2 separate regions of the Homo sapiens genome follow, and region 2 is linked to region 1. Evidence: chromatin loops called from intact Hi-C (ENCODE). Cell type or tissue: HCT116. All regions are shown on one strand. Each heading gives the region's core, and the rest is flanking DNA. Links, peaks and the distances in the headings are about the cores only.

What was found. A loop is a pair of places that touch in the nucleus more often than their neighbours do. Peaks named below come from ENCODE experiments on the same cell type or tissue, not always from the same donor. Only the 100,000 strongest peaks of a DNase experiment are listed, where the experiment ranks them.
Region 2: a loop joins it to region 1, with 6 times the contacts of the local background. A loop is called at or near these places in 58 of 110 quality-filtered maps.

The regions. Positions count from the first base shown.
Region 1 is chr3:196,497,451-196,507,320 of GRCh38, reverse strand. It overlaps RNF168 (ring finger protein 168), which reads left to right and starts at 3,553. Exons shown (of 6, transcript NM_152617.4): 1 at 3,553-4,448. The coding sequence starts at 4,148. SMCO1 (single-pass membrane protein with coiled-coil domains 1) reads left to right here. Exons shown (of 3, transcript NM_001077657.3): 3 at 1-442. It overlaps LOC105374306 (a long non-coding RNA gene), which reads left to right and starts at 5,269. Exons shown (of 2, transcript XR_924896.3): 1 at 5,269-6,887. LOC105374307 (a long non-coding RNA gene) reads right to left here and starts at 1,969. Exons shown (of 3, transcript XR_924897.3): 1 at 1,110-1,969; 2 at 890-994; 3 at 429-519. RefSeq lists a silencer at 3,304-3,603 and enhancers at 4,224-4,313, 4,354-4,423, 4,075-4,758, 4,759-5,443. In HCT116, for the core only: a CTCF peak has its summit at 4,224; DNase peaks (open chromatin) are centred at 3,510 and 4,430; H3K4me3 peaks cover 3,052 bases; H3K27ac peaks cover 2,632 bases.
Region 2 is chr3:196,248,430-196,258,589 of GRCh38, reverse strand. It overlaps PCYT1A (phosphate cytidylyltransferase 1A, choline), which reads left to right. Exons shown (of 9, transcript NM_001312673.2): 3 at 703-802. Among named protein-coding and RNA genes, the nearest start is that of PCYT1A, 34 kb to the left of the region's middle. In HCT116, for the core only: a CTCF peak has its summit at 4,824 (motif pointing left); a DNase peak (open chromatin) is centred at 4,809.

The DNA of each region.
Region 1 (9,870 bases), core at 1-8,000:
GTTTCAGACCAGCCTGGGCAACACAGTGATAGCAATAGGAGGCAGGTAAATTCCTAGGCAGACAGGGAGGGGTCCCTGGTGAAACTCAACCTTCAAGCCAAGGACAGTCTAAAGCCTGAAAACCAAGCTATGAGTTCTGGATAAATCCATGAGCCAGACTGAGAGCTCCCATTCTCGTCTGGCACCCTCTCTCCTGATTGGTCCTTACCCTTCACCTATTTTATACATACCTACCCTTCCGCGATTGGTCCTCTACACTATCGTGCCTATTTCTGAATGGTGCTTTGTCAAGCATAGCCACAGACCAATCAGCATGCACTTGCCCATTTCTAGCCCACAAAAACCCATAGACTCAGGCTCGTGGCCAGCAACCCACCTTCGGGTCCCCTCTCACTGCCAAGAGCCGTTCTGTCACTCAATAAATTCTACTTTGCCTTACTCACTCTCCAGTGTCCGTGTACCTCATTCTTCTCAGTCATGGGACAACAACTCAGAACTCATCAAATTCGGGAGTAAGAGCTGTAACAATAGTGAGACCTCATCTCTATTTTCATAAATTAAAACAAAAACACCTAAAATATACATCATGAGATCCTATAAATTGTATCTTAATGTGTATTTGTTCTCTAATGAAGTACCATAGTTATTTATACCAGAAAGGAGATTCTTACATCTTGACCATTTATTTATAATATTTATCGAATACCAAATGCCATGTACTAGGTACTGTGGATAACAGAAACATTAAAAATGTGGATCCTGCCCTCGAGGTAAAGATTAAGTGCCGATGCTTTATTTGGGAGGTACAAATTCAGGACAGCCAGAGTGAAGAAAGCTGGAAGGAAGTTAGGTAGAGAAGGATGTGAAGTAATACATGGTGATGTGTTACCTTGCTGTCCCCTCCTTGAAAATGAGCCACAAGAGACACAGCAGCTTTTTCAGCAGGCACACTCCCTCAGTCTTGCCTGTCTCCAGACACACTGGAGAAACCATCCTTGGAAGGAAGAAGAAAAGGGAATTTAAGTATTGTGCTCGGTCAGTCCACTGGTTTCAATTGGTGAAAGTTACTCCATGGGGAGTGACCCCCCCACCCTCCCAGCATGCATTACCGAGGCCCTAGCAGCCTCTGAGAAGTCAGCTCCTGCATTGTTCAGAAGTGGCAGGAGAAGCCAGAGATTCCGGAAATGCAACTGGTGAGCCCCAAAAAGAGCAAGTGATTATGGGTACAGAAAGCAAACAAAGTGAAGGAAATCTGAGGAAGTACATGAAATATATCCATTACACAAGACATAAGCACCTGAAGATAGAAATCAAAATACAGGAGTTCAATAGTAAAACTGCAATAAAAATCAGTATCACTGGGCAATATATGACTGGGTGAGTTTAGAAAAGGGGCATTACTGGTGGTGGGGAGTGCATTAAATTGCACATAAAAGTGCACTCTGGAAGAAGTGAATTAATTTTTTTTTTTTTCGAGACGGAGTCTTGCTCTGTCAACCCAGGCTGGAGTGCAGTGGTGCAATCTGGCCTCACTGCAACCTCTGCCTCCCGGGTTCAAGCAATTCTTCTGCCTCAGCCTCCCGACTAGCTGGGATTACAGGCACCTGCCACCATGCCCAGCTAATTTTTGTATTTTTAGTAGAGACTGAGTTTCAACATGTTGGTCAGGCTGGTCTCGAACTCCTGACCTTGTGATCCGCCCTCCTTGGCCTCCCAAAGTGCTGGGATTACAGGCATGAGCCACCGTGCCTGGCCCAACTGCATTAAATTGGTGTTTGAAGTAGGCACAGCCACAAAGCAACCCATTTAGGATGAACCGAGAAAGCAATGTCATGAAAGCAAAACGTTTGGATGACAGAGAATAAATCATAGTTGCATGTTTAAAAGAATAATGGGAGATTCGATGGGAAAAGCAGGTTGTGGACATATTAGGAAGCCTGAAGGCCAGGTGCAGTGGCTCACGCCTGTAATCCCAGCACTTTGGAAGGCCAAGGCCGGTGGATCACCTGAGGTCAGGAGTTCGAGACCAGCATGGCCAACATGGTGAAACCCCATCTCTACTAAGAATACAAAAATTTGCCAGGCGTGGTATTACAATGCACGTGGTATTACAAGGCACGCGCCTGTAATTGCAGCTACTCGGGAGGCTGAGGCATGAGAATCGCTTGAACCCAGGAGGTGGAGGTTGCAGTAAGCTGAGATCAAACCACTGCACTCCAACCTGGGCAACAGAATGAGGAGCCATCTCAAAAAAACAAACAAACGAACAAAAAACAAGCCTGAAATTCCAAGCTAAGGTACTGTTACTGTAGACAACCAGATGACAGTCCCAGGTTTCTTTTTTTTTTCTTTTTTTTGAGACAGGGTCTTGCCCTGTCACCCAGGCTGGGGTGCAGTGGTACGATCACTGTTCACTGCAGCCTTGACCTCCTGGGCTCAAGTGATCCTCCCACCTCAGCCACCAGAGTAGCTGAGAGTATAAGTGTGAGCCAGCACACCGAGTTAATTTTTTTATTTTTTGTAGAGACAGGGTCTCACTATGTTGCCCAGGCTGGACCTGAACTCCTGGGCTCCACTGATCTTCCCGCCTTGGCCTTCCAAAGTGCTGGGACTACAGGTGTGAGCTATCACAGACAATAACAGGTTTCTGAACCCACATTGAAATGAAAGTTCCCAAAGACTTCTACCAACGACCGATGTCTCCTCGTTGTTCTCAACCTGGAAACCATCCCCTACCCAGCCTGAATGCTCTCAGCAGCCTCAAAACAACTTAAAGGCTGCTTTCACGCACAGTGATTTTCTTTTCTCTTCCTTCACACTGATTGATTCCCTCAAAAAATGCAGGTCCGGAGCTGGCTATGGAGTTGCAAGCTCTAGACCCAGCTACTCCAGAGGCTGAGGCGAAAGAATCCCTGGAACCCTGGAGTTGTAGTCCAGCCTGGATAAAACAGTGAGACCCCAATTCTTTTATCTATTTATTTATTTGTATTTTTTGAGGTGGAATTTTGCTCTGTCCCCCAGGCTGGAGTGCAGTGGCACAATCTCGGCTCACTGCAGCCTCTGCCTCCCAGGTTTAGCGATTCTCCTGTCTCAGCCTCCTGAGTAGCTGGAATTGCAGGAGCTTGTCACAATGCCCAGCTAATTTTTGTATTTTTAGTAAGGACGGGGGTTTCACCATGTTGGCCAGGCTGGTCTTGAACTCCTGACCTCAGGTGATCCGCCCGCCTCGGCCTCCCGAAGTGCTGGGATTACAGGCGTGAGCCACCGCACCCGGCCTTGTTTGGCTGTTGATTTTGTTTTGAGGTTTCCCTTTTTCTACCCAGAAACCAAGAAACCAGGGGTGTCTGAGGCCTCGCAGAAATCTCAGGGAAAGGTCAGGCTCCACCCAGGCTGCACTAGGCGGGGCTGCGACGCCAGGGCGGGACCGTCTCCGGCTGGGAGGGAGGGCGGGCGGCGCGCAGACCCCGGAAGTCCCGCCCCGGGAACGTTCGCCCTTGGGCAGTTTTCTGGGTGGGAAGTGCGATTTTGGCGGGCGGTTGTGACGTTGCTAGCGCTTGTCCGGTGGCTGCTGCGCTGCCGCAACGAATAGGGTTTCTGGCTGCGTAGGAGGGACGGGGGCGCGGAGCTCTGGGAAACTGCGCCAGGCGCCCGAAAGGTGAACACGGGAGTCGCGCGTCTCCCCCGCAGCAGCGGTAAAGCGGAAGTTATGCTGCAGCCGGAGCCCGGGCTTCCTCCCGGAGCCGCGTCCCGGGGCCCGGCTGCCCCGAGCTGAGCGGAGCATCCTTTCCGGGTGAGGGGAGGAGAGGACTTGGCGCGTTCCCCTCGCTGCCCCGGGAGCCGCAGCCGCGGTGTTCATGCCGCGGAGCAGCCAGGCTCCTCCGACGAAAACCTGCATTTATTTGCTGGCGGGACGTTTGCCTTGAAAATGGACAAAGACGCCGCCCTCCGGGGTATTCCTGTTTGCCTGACCCTGAGAGCGCCTTTTTGCTTCAAGACGTGTTGGATGCTCCTGTTCTCCGAATTCTGATACGCTTCTGGGCATAATACTGAAACACAAAACTGCTTTTGCTCTCTCTGTGGTTGGCCGAAAATAGGATTCTTTTTCGTGCAGGTGTCGTTGTTTAGTCGGCTTTACTAACATATTGAAATGGCTCTACCCAAAGACGCCATCCCCTCGCTGTCCGAGTGCCAGTGCGGGATCTGCATGGAAATCCTCGTGGAGCCCGTCACCCTCCCGTGTAACCACACGCTGTGTAAACCGTGCTTCCAGTCGACCGTCGAAAAGGCGAGTTTATGCTGTCCCTTCTGTCGCCGCCGGGTATCGTCGTGGACTCGGTACCATACCCGAAGAAATTCTCTCGTCAACGTGGAACTGTGGACGATAATTCAAAAACACTATCCCAGGGAGTGCAAGCTTAGAGCGTCTGGCCAAGAATCAGAGGAAGTGGGTGAGTAAACCATGGCGTGTTTGTTGGCCAAAAGCCGCAAGTCTTTGAAAAGGTGAATCATCACTTTTCCATTTAAAAAGTAAAAACAAACCAAAAAACCCGACTAGTATTTGTCTAAATAGTTCTCAGAGGTTAGGGGGTTTATGGGTCCCCAAATGTCGATGGATTATAAAGTCAAGGGCAAGATTTTGTCCATTGTCAAAATGCCCGCGCTGTGTTCGATGGGTGTTTGTTGTGTTAAAAATTAAAGAATTGCCCGTCTGGAGCCTTCTTTTTTTTTTTTTTGAGACAGGATCTCGCTCCGTCCTCCAGGCTGGAGTGCAGTGGCGCGATCTCGGCTCCCTGCAACCTCCGCCTCCCGGTTTCAAGCGATTCTCCTGCCTCAGCCTCCCGAGTAGCTGGGGTTACACGCGTGCACCATCACGCCCGGGGAATTTTTCTGTTTTTTAGTAGAGACGGGATTTCACCATGTTGGCCAGGCTGATCTCAAACTCCTGACCTCAAGGGATCCGCCCGCCTCGGCCTGCCAAAATGCTGGGATTACAGGCTTGAGCCACCGCGCCCGGCCTCTGATTTACTTATCTATACATCTCCATTCATTTAATTCTTGATTCTCCTAATCATGCGACGAGGCTAAAGTCGCTTTTTTATCACTCAACCCTGCACCCGGTAGACTCAGGAGCCCCAAACTGAACCCTTGACTCTTTCCTCCACTAATGTGAGCAATAAGCCGGGCGGTGGTTCCTGTCTGGGCTTAGGATATGGTGTCTCCGTTCTCTCGTGGACAGGTCTTTTTTTTTTTTTTTTTTTTTTTTTTTCTAATTTTTTTTGGTCACAGTTATATGTGTACCTGCCTTTTAAACATACGTTTATTTTATTGTAAAAAAATGCCATTTTAAACATTTTTAAACAATAGTTAAAAGAAAAAGCTTTATTCAAATGCTCGCAGACCATACAATTCACCTACTAAAAGTGTGCGGTTGGCCGGGAGCGATGGCTCACAGCTGTAATCCCAGCGCTTTGGGAGGCGGAGGTGGGAGGATCTCTTGAACCCAGGAGTTGAGGCCGGTCTGGGTAACATAAATTCAGTAAAATGTTTAAAAGTGTGCAATTTAATGGTTTTTGGTATATTGCGTTATTTTTAAAATATTGTCCAAAATGTATATAACAAACTGACATTTTAACCATTTTTAAGTACAATTCAATAGCATTAATTACATTCACAATGTAACCATCACCACTGTTTCCAGAACTTTTCATCACCCCAGATAAACTCTAACCGTGAGGCACTGACTCCCCATTTCACCTTTCCCCCCAGCCTCGGCACCTTCTATTCCACTTTCTGTCTCTATGAATCTGGCCATTCTAGGTATTTCATAGAAGGGACTCATGCAATATAGGATCTTGTGTGTCTAGCTTATTTCACTTAGCGTGTTTCTGAGGTTCATGTACAGTGTGGCATGGATCAGTACTTCATTTTTCGGGCTGAATAATAATTTGTTTTACGGATATACTTGTTACATTTTGTTTATCCATTGGCTGGACATTGGTTTTTTTCACCTTTTCGTTATTTGAATACTGGCGATACGAACATTTATGTACCAGTATGTGTTTGAATACCTGTGTTCAGTTCTTTTGTCTATATATCTACGAGTGGAATTGCTGGATCCTATGGTAATTCTGTGTTTAGCTTTTTGAGGAACTGCCACATTGATTTCTACAGTGGCTGTACCATTTTACATTTCCATTAGCAGAGTACGAAGTTTCCAGTTTCTTCACTTCCTCACCAACACTTGTTATTTTCCGTGCCATGCTAGTACATGTGAACTGGTATCTTAACTCTGTGTGTCAAAAAATTGCGGGGCCGGGCGCGGCGGCTCACGCCTGTAATCCCAGCACTTTGGGAGGCCGAGGCGGGCGGATCACGAGGTCAGGAGATCGAGACCATCCTGGCTAACACGGTGAAACCCCCTCTCTACTAAAAATACAAAAAATTAGCCGGGCATGTTGGCACGCGCCTGTAGTCCCAGCTACTCGGGAGGCTGAGGCCGGAGAATGGCGTGAACCCGGGAGGCGGAGCTTGCAGTGAGCCGAGATCACGCCACCGCACTCCAGCCTGGGAGACAGAGCGAGACTCCGTTTCAAAAAAAAAAAATTGTGGTAAAATATAGCAAGATTACCATTTTAACCACTTAAAAATGTTTTTGACTAGAAAGAAGGGAGGAAAATTTTAACCGTTTGTAATTGTATGGTTCAGTGGCATCGCCTCCGTTCACACTGCTGTGCATCCGTCACCACCGTCCATCTCCAGAACTTTTTAATCCTCCCAAACTGAATTTCCACACCCTTGAGGCTCACCGTTCCTCCCTCCTACTATCCCCTGGCAACCACCGTTCTCCTTTCCATTTCTGTGAACCCGACTGCTTCTAGGTACCTCCTGTAAGTGGAATTTTCATAGGTTTTGTCCTTTTGTGTCTGGCCTGTTTTACCTAGCGTAATGTTTTCCAGGTTCATCCATACTGCATGTGACAGCATTCCCTTCTTTTCCAGGCTGAATAATGTTCCAGTGTATGTATATGCTACATTAAAAGAAATCTGTTCCTCTGTCAGTGGACACTTGGCTTGCTTCCACTTCTCGGCTATTAGAAATAATGCTGGTGTGAACTTGGGTGTACAAATGTCTGTTCAGGGGCCTGTTTTCTATTCTTTTGGGTGTATACCTGGAAGTGGAATTTCTAGATCCTATGGTAATTCTATGTGTGATTGGTTTTGGAAACCGCCATACTGTTTTCCACAGTGACTGTACCGTTTTACATTCCCACCAACAGTGCGTGGGTGTCCAGTTTCTCTGCACCCTCGCCAACACTTGCTATTTTCTGGGTTTTGATAGTAGCCATCCTGGTGAGTATGAGGTGGTATCCCATTGTGGTTTTTATTTGCATGTCCCCAATGACTAAGGATGGCGAGCATCTTTGCATGCATTTATTGGCCATTTGTATATCATCTTCGGAAAAATATGAAATATCTATTCAAATCCTGTGCTCATTCATTCTTTTTGTTTCTGTTTTTCTCCCAAAACCCAGAAAAAGCCACAACTTTGCCTGTCATTTAATCAGGTTGTTTTTTTGAGTTGTGGGCATTCTCCTGCCTCAGCCTCCTGAGTAGCTGGGATTACAGGCATGCGACACCACACCCAACTAATTTTTGTATTGTTAGTAGAGATGGGGTTTTGCTGTGTTGGTCAGGATGGTCTCAATCTCTTGACCTCGTGATCCACCTGTCTTGGCCTCCAAAAGTGCTGGGATTACAAGCGTGAGCCACCGCGTCCGGGCTGTTTTAGTTTTTATCCACCATAGATGAGTTTTTTCTGTTCTGGAACTTCATATAAATGGAATTCTTTTTATTTCCTAGGGCTACTGTAACAAAGTACCACGAACTTAGCAGAAATTTATTCTCCCTCAGTTCTGAAGAGTAGAACTCCAAACCCAAGATGCTAGCAGGGAGCAGGGACATGTACATTGAAGGCTCTGGGAGAGAATCTGTTCCGTGCCCTTCTCCTTAGCTTCTGGTGTGGCTGGAATCCATGGTGTTCCTGGTTTGCAGCTGAGTCACTCCAGTCTCTGCCTCCATTGGCACGTAGAGTTTCCCGGTGTGTCTGTCTTTACATGGCCGTCTCCTCTGTGTCTCTCTCTTTTTTTTTTACCAGGACACTAGTTATATTGGATTAAAGGCTCTGTACTCTTTGTATGAACTCCATTATATCTGTAACAACCTGTTTCCAGTTAAGACCACATTCTTAGTTACTGGGAGTTAGGACTTAAGCATATCTTTTGGGGGGTTATTCAGCATAAGGTTCAAGATTTATTCTTTTTTTTTTTTTGAGACAGTCTTGTTCTGTCACCCAGTCTGGAATGCAGTGACAGGATCTCGGCTCACTGCAACCTCCGTCTCCTGGGTTCAAGTGATTCTCCTGCCTCAGCCTCCTAAGTAGCTGGGATTACAGGCACGCACCACCATGCCTGGCTAATTTTTGTATTTTTAGTAGAGATGGGGTTTCACCATGTTGCCCAGCCTGGTGTCGAACTCCTGACCTCAGGTGATCCACCCGCCTCGGCCTCCCAAAGTGCTGGGATTACAGGCATGAGCCACCGCGCCTGGCCTCAAGATTTATTCTTGTGTAGATATTCGTTTTTTAAGTATTATTCCACCATTGACTATGCTGTATATGATTGGCCATTCTCCACTGATACAGTGCTTCAGTTGCTTGCAGTTTTGGATATTATGAATAAAGTTGCTGAGAAGGTTCTTGTGCAAGTTTTTGTGTCTCTGTGTGTGTATGTGTGGCCTTATGTTTTCAGGGTTTTTTTGGTTAAATACTTAGGAGCTGGAATTACGCAACGTAGAATAGGTACATATTTTTATAAGAAACTACCTGCCAGGCATGGTGGCTCACGCACTTTGGGAGGCCGAGGCGGGTGGATCACAAGGTCAGGAGTTCAAGACCAGCCTGGCCAAGATGCTGAAACCCCATCTACTAAAAATACAAAAATTAGCCGGGTGTGGTGGCGGGCACCTGTAATACCAGCCACTCGGGAGGCTGAGGCAGAGAATTGCTTGAACCCAGGAGGCAGAGGTTGCAGTGAGCCTAGATCGCGCCACTGCACTCTAGCCTCGGTGACAGAGTGAGACTCCATCTCAAAAAAAGAAAGAAGAAACTACCAGATCTTTTTCGAAAGTGGTTGTGTCATTTTGTAATCCCACCAACAGCATACAGGTTCTGGTTGCCGTACATCTTACCAACTTTTGATGTTATCTGTCTTTTTAGATTTAACCATTCCAGTTGATTTGTATTGATAGTAGTATCTTGTTTTAATTTCAATTTCCAGGTAACTAATGATAGTGTTCTTTTTCATGTGCTTATTGACAGTTTTGCCCTCTTCCATTGTAAAGTGTCTGTTTAATTCTTTTTCCCCTAAATTGTTTATATTCAGTTGTAGACATTATTTATGTATTTTGAATACTGGTACTTTGCCAGATATTCTTAATTGTTTTGACGAGCTGAAATTCTTAATTTTCATGAAGTCTCATAAATTTTTCCTTTTATAGTTTATTGCTTTTTATGGTCTAAGAAACCTTTAGCTACCTTCAGGCTAAGATATTGCTATTTTTTTTTCTAAAAGATTTATAGTTTTACCTTTTTTTTTTGGAGACTGAATTTCGTTGTGTCGCCCAGGCTGGAGTGCAGTGGCGTGATGGCTCACTGCAACCTCCACCTCCCAGGTTCAAGCGATTCTCCTCCCTCAGCCTCCTGAGTAGCTGGGACTACAGGCACGCACCACCATGCCTGGCTAATTTTTGTATTTTTTGTAGAGATGGGGCTTCACCATGTTGGCCAGGCTGGTCTTGAAGTCCTGACCTCGTG
Region 2 (10,160 bases), core at 1,081-9,080, 250 kb after region 1:
AGATTGGAAAAGAATAAGCAAAACTATATTCACAGATGACATGATATTATATGTAGAAAATGCTAAGGAATCCATGAAACAACAACGGATACTAGAACTGATAATTAACTTTAGCAAAGTTATAGGACATAAGATCAATATACAGAAAATTTCAGTTACACAAACACAAATACAAATCAATTGCACTGTTACATAATATCAAGGAACAATCCAAAAATAAAATTCAGAAAACAATTCCATTCACAACAGCATCAAGTAGAATAAAATACATAGGAATAACAAAAACTCTTTTTTTTTTTTTTTTGAGGTGGAGTCTTGCCCTGTGGGCTAGGCTGGAGTGCAATGGTCTGATCTTGGCTCACTGCAACCTCTGCCTCCCGGGTTCAAGCGATTCTCCTGCCTCAGCCTCCTGAGTAGCTGGGATTACAGGTGCCTGCCACCACACCAGGCTAATTTTCTGTATCTTTAGTAGAGACCTGGTTTCACCATGTTAGCCAGGATTGTCTCAATCTCCTGACCTCATGATCCACCCACCTCGGCCTCCCAAAGTGCTGGGATTACAGGCGGGAATAACGAAATCTCTTAAACGAAGCCATCTATAATAGAGAGATCAATCTCCTTTCTCTCATCTTTTTTTTTTTTAGTATTACAGTGTATGCCATTGAGTTGAACTTTCTTTTCCTTCACTTTCCATTTCTTAAGGGCTTACGGCAACCAGCTCCTTTTTCTGATGAAATTGAAGTTGACTTTAGTAAGCCCTATGTCAGGGTAACTATGGAAGAAGCCAGCAGAGGAACTCCTTGTAAGTAAATACCTTCTTAATTTGTTGTTTGACTATTGTTTTTAGCATTCCATTGTCTTTATCAAATACACACCTGCTCTCTATATACTGCCCTCTGTTTACTTGCAAAGGCCAGCAGCGAAGGGGTTCTTCTCACCTGTCTTGATGTTCTATTTAGAAGGGTAACTCCACTCCATAAACTTTCATTTTTTTTCTTATTATTATGCACCTGTTTCCTGGGCTGCTGTTGTAGCTGTGAGATACAGTAAAACAGAAACAATATGATATTATATTAGCTTGAGCTGAGTTATGATCTTATCTATTTCTATAAAGTCCAAATCATGTGTCAGGGTGTCACATTCTTCATAGCCTTCAGAATTCCCCACCACCTCTCTACGTTCTGTCAGCTGGCTATGATGCTGCCGATTGATAGAGGACAAAAATATCCCAAGTTGGGAGATGCTCGTCACTTAATTTTATTTTTACTGATATTATAATTTTCCAGGTTTTAAAAAATACTTTATTTTCAAAGCCCTTGCTCTTTATTTGCATGCTTAATTTACATAATTAATTAGCAGTTTTTGACACATAAATTACTAATATATATTCGAGATGCTTTTCTTATGTGGGGCAATTGGTTTTAGAGATCATTATAAAAAGAAACTTCCAAGAGCATTTGTTATGAATACAAAGTCCTATAGGCAAATATTCTTTCTTCTCTGTAAATTCCCCAATTCTCCCTTTTTTTCCAATCCTTTTTCACTTCTTCTGATTACTAAGTGTTCTCTCTACCCTGTAAATATAGGACTGAACTAAGACTCAGACAGACACCAGGGAATAAGAGGGATTTATAGCCACAAATCTGTGCATTTGCAGCATATACAGTATATTTGTGGTTACTTCTTAATTGTGTTGGTATGTTTGCTCTCTGTAGTAACTGAAGAACAGTGAAATACAAATAGAAGTGGGCCAGGAGTGGTGGCTCACACCTGTAATCCCAGCACTTTGGACACCAAGGCGGGCAGATCATCACTTGATGTCAGGAGTTCGAGACCAGCCTGGTTAACATGGTGAAACCCCTTCTCTACTAAAAATACAAAAGTTAGCTGGGCGTGGTGGTGGGCACCTGTAGTCCCAGCTACTCGGGAGGCTAAGGCACGAGAATTATGTGAACCTGGGAGGCAGAGATTGCAGTGAGCTGAGATCATGCCACTGTACTCCAGCCTGGGTGACAGAGCGAGACCCTGTCTCAAAACAAACAAACAAAAAACAAATAGAAGTGATGTACAGTGTCATACTGGGAAATTTTTTTTTCTTTTGAGGCAGAGTCTCACTCTGTTGCCCAGGCTGGCATGCAGTGGCACAATCTTGGCTCAGTGCAACCTCCTCCTCCCGGGTTCAAGCAATTCTTCTGCCCCAGCCTCCCGAGTAGCTGGGATTACAGGTGTGCACCACCACGCCTGGCTAATTTTTGTATTTTTAGTAGAGACGGGGTTTCACCATGTTGGCCAGGCTGGCCTCGAACTCCTGACCTCGTGATCCACCCACCTCAGCCTCCCAAAGTGCTGGGATTGCAGGCGTGAGCCACCGCGCCGGCCAATGCCGGGAATTTTAACACCTATCCTTTGGCCTTATCTTGGGTATATGTATTGTGGGTTTGGGGTCCTCAACAAAAAAGAGGCTAATTCCAGAGAATCCTTTCCTTTTGAAAAAATGTGTAGATATAGTTCATATTGATCACAACCTTCTGATTCATGATAAGATTTTTGAGTTTGGCTTCCCTTATTTGGGTAATAGGTAGGCTCCTGGAGGCAGGGTAAAATGACAAAGAAAACCAGAGACTATGGATTGTGTAATGGTAGCCAGGTCTAACTTCAAAACGCCAGAAGATAGTTCAGGGTTCACATTCAGATGTGATAGTAGAGGCTATTGAAAGCAAGAACTTTTTACATACTCTCTAATGACACACATTTACAATCAGCTATTCATTTAGATTTGATCTGATGGGTTGCATTATCCAGTTTGTTGCTAATTTGTCTATATATCATTTGTGGTACATAAAATTTGAAAATATGTGTACTGTTTCCAAGTTGATCTTTTGTTTTGTTTTGTTTTTGAGACAGAGTCTCGCTTGTCAACCAGGCTGGAGTGCGGTGGTGTGATCTCAGCTCACTGCAACATTTCCCTTCTGGGTTCAAGCAGTTCTCAAATCTCAGCCTCCCAAGTAGCTGGGATTACAGGAGTGAGCCACCGTGCCGGGCCTGTTTCCAAGTTTTAAAGCTTATAATTAACAAGTCCTGACTGGTATAATTGTTTTTAATTTTAGAATTATAGGATTTTACAAATAAGTCATTTTCAAGATTATCTACTTTATAGTTTCTTCATTAAGTACATAAAGCAATTAAGGTCCATAGTAACCAAGAAGCGAAGGCTTCCCCTACAGTAAAACGGATGATTAGTGGAATAGAATTGCAGCTCAAACCTCACCCGGGAATGGTGCTACTCATTGTAAGCATTAGAATAGAAGGCCTTCAGCAAAATAATTGTATTTTTGGTGGAACAAACAGCCACAAATTAGCCTATAAATTTGCCAGCTTAATTTGAACTCTGGTTTTTCTCTTAGATCTCATTTTGTCTGACTGTTTTATGTTAAATCACCAAGTAGGTAACTGCATTCATGCCAGTGCAGGACAAGGAATAAAGCAATAAAGAATGCACCTGCTCTAGTGAAGTTTCAACACCTCCCTCCTGCTCCCCAGGTTTTTACGAGGGAGGTTGTATAATCTAGGAGAAGATTCTCTACTTAGAGAAAAACAAATATGATTTGAGAGACAAGAAGGTCAGCTCTAGGAATCTTTTGGGAGATGAAAAAAATCAGCAATATGTTTAACTCAGAGAAAGGAAGGAAAAGGGAGAGTGTGAAGGGCAATGGAAATGTTAGGAACAGAATGTTTCGGTGGTAGGTATTTGGGAGAGTAAATCTATCAAAAGAGATCATTAACTGAAACCCAGGTTTCTTCTGCCTAAAGGAGGACATATGGTTACTTAGTCACCAGTGGTGCAGCGTATAATTCATAACCCACATAAACCATATAATTTATCATCCAAATCAGGACGGTTTTGAGCATGAAAGGGAGTTGCTGTTAATAATATACAGAGGTTGAGTGTGGTGGCTCATGCCTATAATCCCAGCACTTTGGGAGGCCAAGGCAGAAGGATTGCTTGAGGCTAGGAATTCAAGGCCAGCCTGGGCAATACAGTGAGATCCCATCTCTACAAAAATTTTAATAATTAGCCAGGTGTGGTGGTGTGCATCTATAGTCCCAGCCACTCAGGAGGCTGAGGTGAGAGGATTGTTTGAGCCCAGGAGGTCTAGACCACGGCAAGTCATGATTGCACCACTGCACTTCAGCCTGGGTGACAGAGACCCTATCTTAAAAAATAAATAAATACATAAATAAAAATTAAAAAAATATATATATAGGCCAGGTACAGTGACTCACACCTGTAATCCCAGCACTTTGGAAAGCTGAGGTGGGTGGATCATAAGGTCAGGAGATCGAGACCATCCTGGCTAACATGGTGAAACCCCGTCTCTACTAAAAATATAAAAAATTAGCCAGGCGTGGTGGCACACACCTGTAATCCCAGCTATTCAGGAGGCTGAGACAGGAGAATCACTTGAGCCTGGGAGGCAGAGGTTGCAGTGAGCCTAGGTCACGTCACTGCACTCTAGCCTGGGCGACAGAGTGAGACTCCGTCTCAAAAAAAAAAAATCTATCTATCTATCTATATAACATATATACATATGTAATATATGCATAATATATAAATGATATTAAATATGTATTATATAGTACATTATATAATAGAAACAGGAAAAATTATATTAAAAGTATATAATTTATATAAATATGATTATATATACTATAACATACATTAAATCAGGGGTGTGTTTATCCTGGCCAATAGCCACTTGGTAAAAGAATGGCTAACGCTAGCTTTCTTCCCAGACTAGTTCAACAGTGACCCCTTCTGGCCGTTTGGTTAATATATCAGCCTGGGTTTGCCAAAGACTTGGGATGGAATGGTGGCCAGTTGAGATGTTGGTAGGCTGGGGAAGCACTGGAGAGAGCAAGAGGCGCATCTGGGATTGGTCTGAGAAAAGGTTCAGTGATCTACTTGGCCTAACATAGGATGATTAGCTGTGCTGCAAGCAGCCACTTGATCAACAGCATTCTGTGCTATTGCCACCATCCAGGCAATGTGTTTCTTGAGCAAAATTTCCCTGCTGTATGCTGTCTAGTAGCAAAGAAACAACAAAGTAGTCTTCATTTGTATATTCTATCCCTTGTGTTTCAGGATCGAATAGTGTGAGATCATAGCCCCTCTGGACTTGTTTAGGGAAAATGGAACTATGTTAGTTACTTCATGGACGTGACTTCTGGGATACTTCAATTTTTTTTTTTTTTGAGACAGAGTCTTGCTCTGTCTCGCAGGCTGGAGTGCAGTGGCGCGATCTCAGCTCACTGCAACCTCTGCCTCCTGGGTTCAAGAGATTCTCCTGCCTCAGCCTCCCGAGTAGCTGGGATTACAGGCGCCCACCACCATACCCAGCTAATTTTTGTATTTTTAGTAGACACAGGGTTTCACCATGTTGGCCAGGCTGGCCTCAACTGCTGACCTCAGGTGATCCACCTGCCTTGGCCTCCCAAAGTGCTGGGATTACAGGCGTGAGCCACTGTGCCCGGCCCAAAAATCTTTTTAATGTATTATTTTTTAATAGGCATAGAGCCAATGCAGTGATTTCTGGGACATAGAAGGGGGATTATATGCTCAAATTTTGTTTTATTTTGCTTTGTCTTATTAAAAATTATCTTTTTAAAAATATTTTTTTCTTCTTTTTTTTTAGTTGACACATGCTGGCAGTAAAAAATAATTTTAATAGAGATAGGGTTTCACTGTGTTGCCCAGGCTGGTCTCAGACTCCTGGGCTCAAGCAGTCCTCCTACCTTGGTCTCCCAAGGTGCTGGAATTACAGGTGTGAGCTACTGTACCCAGCCTGCTTTCTCTCATAGATGAGAAAACTGAGGCATAAGGAAGTTAAGGTTACAGAGGAAGAAAGCTGGTTGGAAAGCTTGGTCAAAGCTTGAGCTATGACCTTTCTGACTCTTAAATCCATTAATTAATTCTTAGTTTTTCATTGGATTGGTATATTTAATTTAAAATTTTTATTTCCTGTATTATAAAATCAATACAACCAGCCTGGGCTGGGCATGGTGGCTCACGCCCGTAATCCCAGAACTTCGGGAGGCCAAGGCGGGCAGATCACTTGAGGTCAGGAAATTGAGACCAGCCTGGCCAACATGGGATACGAATATAAAAATACAAAAATTATCCCGGCTTGGTGGCTTTCGCCTGTAATCCCAGTGACTTGGGAGGCTGAGGCAGGATAGTCACTTGAACCCAGGAGGCAGAGGTTGCAGTGAGCCTAGATCATGTCACCACACTCCAGCCTGGGCAACAGAGCAAGACTCCATCTCAAATAAATAAATAAATAAAAATACAACTAGCTTGGGCAACATGTGAAACCCCATCTGTACAAAAAATACAAAAATCAGCTGAGCGTAGTGGTGTGCGCTGTAGCCAGTGGGGCGTGGCGGTGTGCACTGTAGCCAGTGGGGCGTGGCGGGGTGCGCTGTAGTCTGCGGGGCGTGGCGGGGTGCGCTGTAGTCAGCGGGGCGTGGTGGTGTGCGCTGTAGTCCCAGCTTCTCGGGAGGCTGAGGCGGGAGGATCATTTGAGCCTGGGAGGTGGAGGTTTCAGTGATCTGAGACCATGCCACTGCACTCCAGCCAGGGTGACAGAGCCAGACCCTGTCTCAAAAAATCAAATCAAGTGAAATCAATACATTCCCACAGTTTAATATCCATAAAATACAAAAAGGGCATAAAGTAAAATGTCTCCCTCTCAAGACCTGTCTCACAGCCACCTGGTATCCCTATAACAGGCCACCAATATTACCCATTTCTGTGAATATCTAAGTAAATTGTTTATATATCCTCCCACCTTTTAGTGGGTGTATTATGCTATATTCAATCTTCCGTTGAAATGTAGGTCGTTTCCTGACTGTTGCTATTATAAACAGTACTGCAATGAATAACATCTATATTTACTGTGAGATAATTCCCAGAATTAGAAAAGCTGGGCCACAGCTATAAGCATTTGTCGTTTGTCTTTTGATAGATACGACCTAATTGCCCTTCTTGAAAGTTGCTGATACTCCTTTCAGCAGTGTATGATTTCTTGGTTTAAAATCTACTTATTTATGAGTAAAGCTTTTTGAAAACAAAAATTCATAAACCTCCTGAGAACTACTTTCCTTCTCCTTCATTCATTGCCCTGAAGACAGGAAGGAGATGTATCTGATCCTCAACCTCAGCATGGTGTATCTGATCCTCAGCCTCAGCATAGTGTATCTGGTCCTCAGCCTCAGCATAGTGTATCTGATCCTCAACCTCAGCATGGTGTATCTGGTCCTCAACCTCAGCATGGTGTATCTGGTCCTCAGCCTCAGCATGGTGTATCTGGTCCTCAGCCTCAGCATGGTGTATCTGGTCCTCAGCCTCAGCATGGTGTATGTGATCCTCAGCCTCAGCATGGTGTATCTGGTCCTCAGCCTCAGCATGGTGTATCTGATCCTCAGCCTCAGCATGGTGTATCTGGTCCTCAGCCTCAGCATGGTGTATCTGGTCCTCAGCCTCAGCATGGTGTATCTGGTCCTCAGCCTCAGCATGGTGTATCTGGTCCTCAGCCTCAGCATAGGGTATCTGGTCCTCAACCTCAGCATAGTGTATCTGATCCTCAGCATAGTGTATCTGGTCCTCAGCCTCAGCATGGTGTATCTGGTCCTCAGCCTCAGCATAGTGTATCTGATCCTCAACCTCAGCATGGTGTATCTGATCCTCAGCATAGTGTATCTGGTCCTCAACCTCAGCATAGTGTATCTGATCCTCAGCATAGTGTATCTGGTCCTCAACCTCGGCATAATATATCTGATCCTCAGCCTCAGCATAGTGTATCTGATCCTCAGCCTCAGCATAGTGTATCTGATCCTCAACCTCAGCATGGTGTATCTGATCCTCAACCTCAACATAGTGTATCTGATCCTCAGCCTCAGCATAGTGTATCTGGTCCTCAGCATAGTGTATCTGATCCTCAGCCTCAGCATAGTGTATCTGGTCCTCAACCTCAGCATAGTGTATCTGATCCTCAGCCTCAGCATAGTGTATCTGGTCCTCAGCATAGTGTATCTGGTCCTCAGCCTCAGCATAGTGTATCTGATCCTCAGCCTCAGCATAGTGTATCTGATCCTCAGCATAGTGTATCTGATCCTCAGCCTCAGCATAGTGTATCTGGTCCTCAGCCTCAGCATAGTGTATCTGATCCTCAGCCTCAGCATAGTGTATCTGATCCTCAGCATAGTGTATCTGATCCTCAGCCTCAGCATAGTGTATCTGGTCCTCGCCTCGGCATGGTGTATCTGGTCCTCAGCCTCGGCATGGTGTACCTGGTCCTCAGCCTCGGCATGGTGTACCTGGTCCTCTGCCTCGGCATGGTGTACCTGGTCCTCAGCCTCGGCATGGTGTACCTGGTCCTCAGCCTCGGCATGGTGTACCTGGTCCTCAGCCTCGGCATGGTGTACCTGGTCCTCAGCCTCGGCATGGTGTATCTGGTCCTCAGCCTCGGCATGGTGTATCTGGTCCTCAGCCTCGGCATGGTGTATCTGGTCCTCAGCCTCGGCATGGTGTACCTGATCCTCAGCATAGTGTATGTGGTACTCAACCTCAGCATGGTGTATCTGGTCCTCAGCCTCAGTATAGTGTATCTGGTCCTCAGCCTCAGCATAGTGTATCTGGTCCTCAGCCTCAGCATAGTGTATCTGGTCCTCAGCCTCAGCATAGTGTATCTGGTCCTCAGCCTCAGCATAGTGTATCTGGTCCTCAGCCTCGGCATGGTGTATCTGATCCTCAACCTCAGCATAGTGTATCTGATGACACTTTGACCTATCTTTCCCAAATGATGTAAATGCTCCTGTCAGTTTCTGCTGCAGTAAAATAGCTCTTCCTTTATTCACAGAAAGGGAATAAGTTACATGGACTCCTTAGATTTATTATTTAAAGCATGATGGACCATTATGCTGATTCTGTTTTTAATGTTTATTTCACTTTGGAATTAGTCTTGTTCCCCGGGAAATCATTTCCTGGCTTCTAAGTTGACAGTTCTCTGTTATTTGTTGTGCCTGAAAAGTTTGGTACAACCAGGCTAACAGAGGCAGTTAGTGCAGATGATGATGTCAAAAATCTCTTTATAGGCTGAGCATGGTGGCTCACACCTGGAATCCCAGCATTTTGGGAGGCCAAGGTGGGATTGCTTGAGTCCAGGAGTTCGAGACCAGCCTGGGCAACATGGTCTCTACAAAAAAAAAAAAAAAAAATTAGCTGGGCATGGTGGTGTCCATCTGTGGTCCCATCTACTTGGGAGGCTGAGATGGGAGGATCACTTGAGCCCAGGAGGTCAAGGCTGCCGTGAGCTGTGACCACATCAGTGCACTCCAGGCTGGATGACAGAGTGAGACCCTGTCTCAAAAAAAAAATGAAAAGGTCTTTATAGTCATTTTTCATAACCCAACCTACCCCTAAAATCAGGGTGAATACCCAGAGAACACCTAAAGAAAGGAGTATGCAGTTGGGCCGGGCGCGGTTGCTCACACCTGTAATCCCAGCACTTTGGGAGGCTTAGGCGGGTGGATCACGAGGTCAGGAGATCGAGACCATCCTGTCTAACACTGTGAAACCCCATCTCTACTAAAAAATAATACAAAAAATTAGCTGGGCTTGGTGGTGGGCGCCTGTAGTTCCAGCTACTCAGGAGGCGGAGGCAGGAGAGTCGCTTGAATCCGGGAGTTGCAGGTTGTAGTGAGCCGAGATCGTGCCACTGCACTCCAGTCTGGGTGATGGAGCGAGATTCCGTCTCAAGAAAAAAATAAAAAAAAAGAAAGGAGTATACAGTCATGGAACTGTCACACAGAGCCAGTTCCATTTGCCAAGTACAAGATATCGAATCAATGTATTTTTGTGGCTTGGCATGGTGGTTCACACCTGTAATCCCAGCACTTTGGGAGGCTGAGGCTGGCGGGTCATTTGAGACCAGGAATTCGAGACCAGCCTGGCCAACAAGGAAAAACCCCATCTCTACTAAAAACACAAAAATTAGGCAGGCGTGATGACATGCACCTGTAATCCCAGCTGCTTGGGAGGCTGAGGCAGGAGAATCACTTGAACCCAGGAGGCGGAAGTTGCAGTGAGCCGAGATCACGCC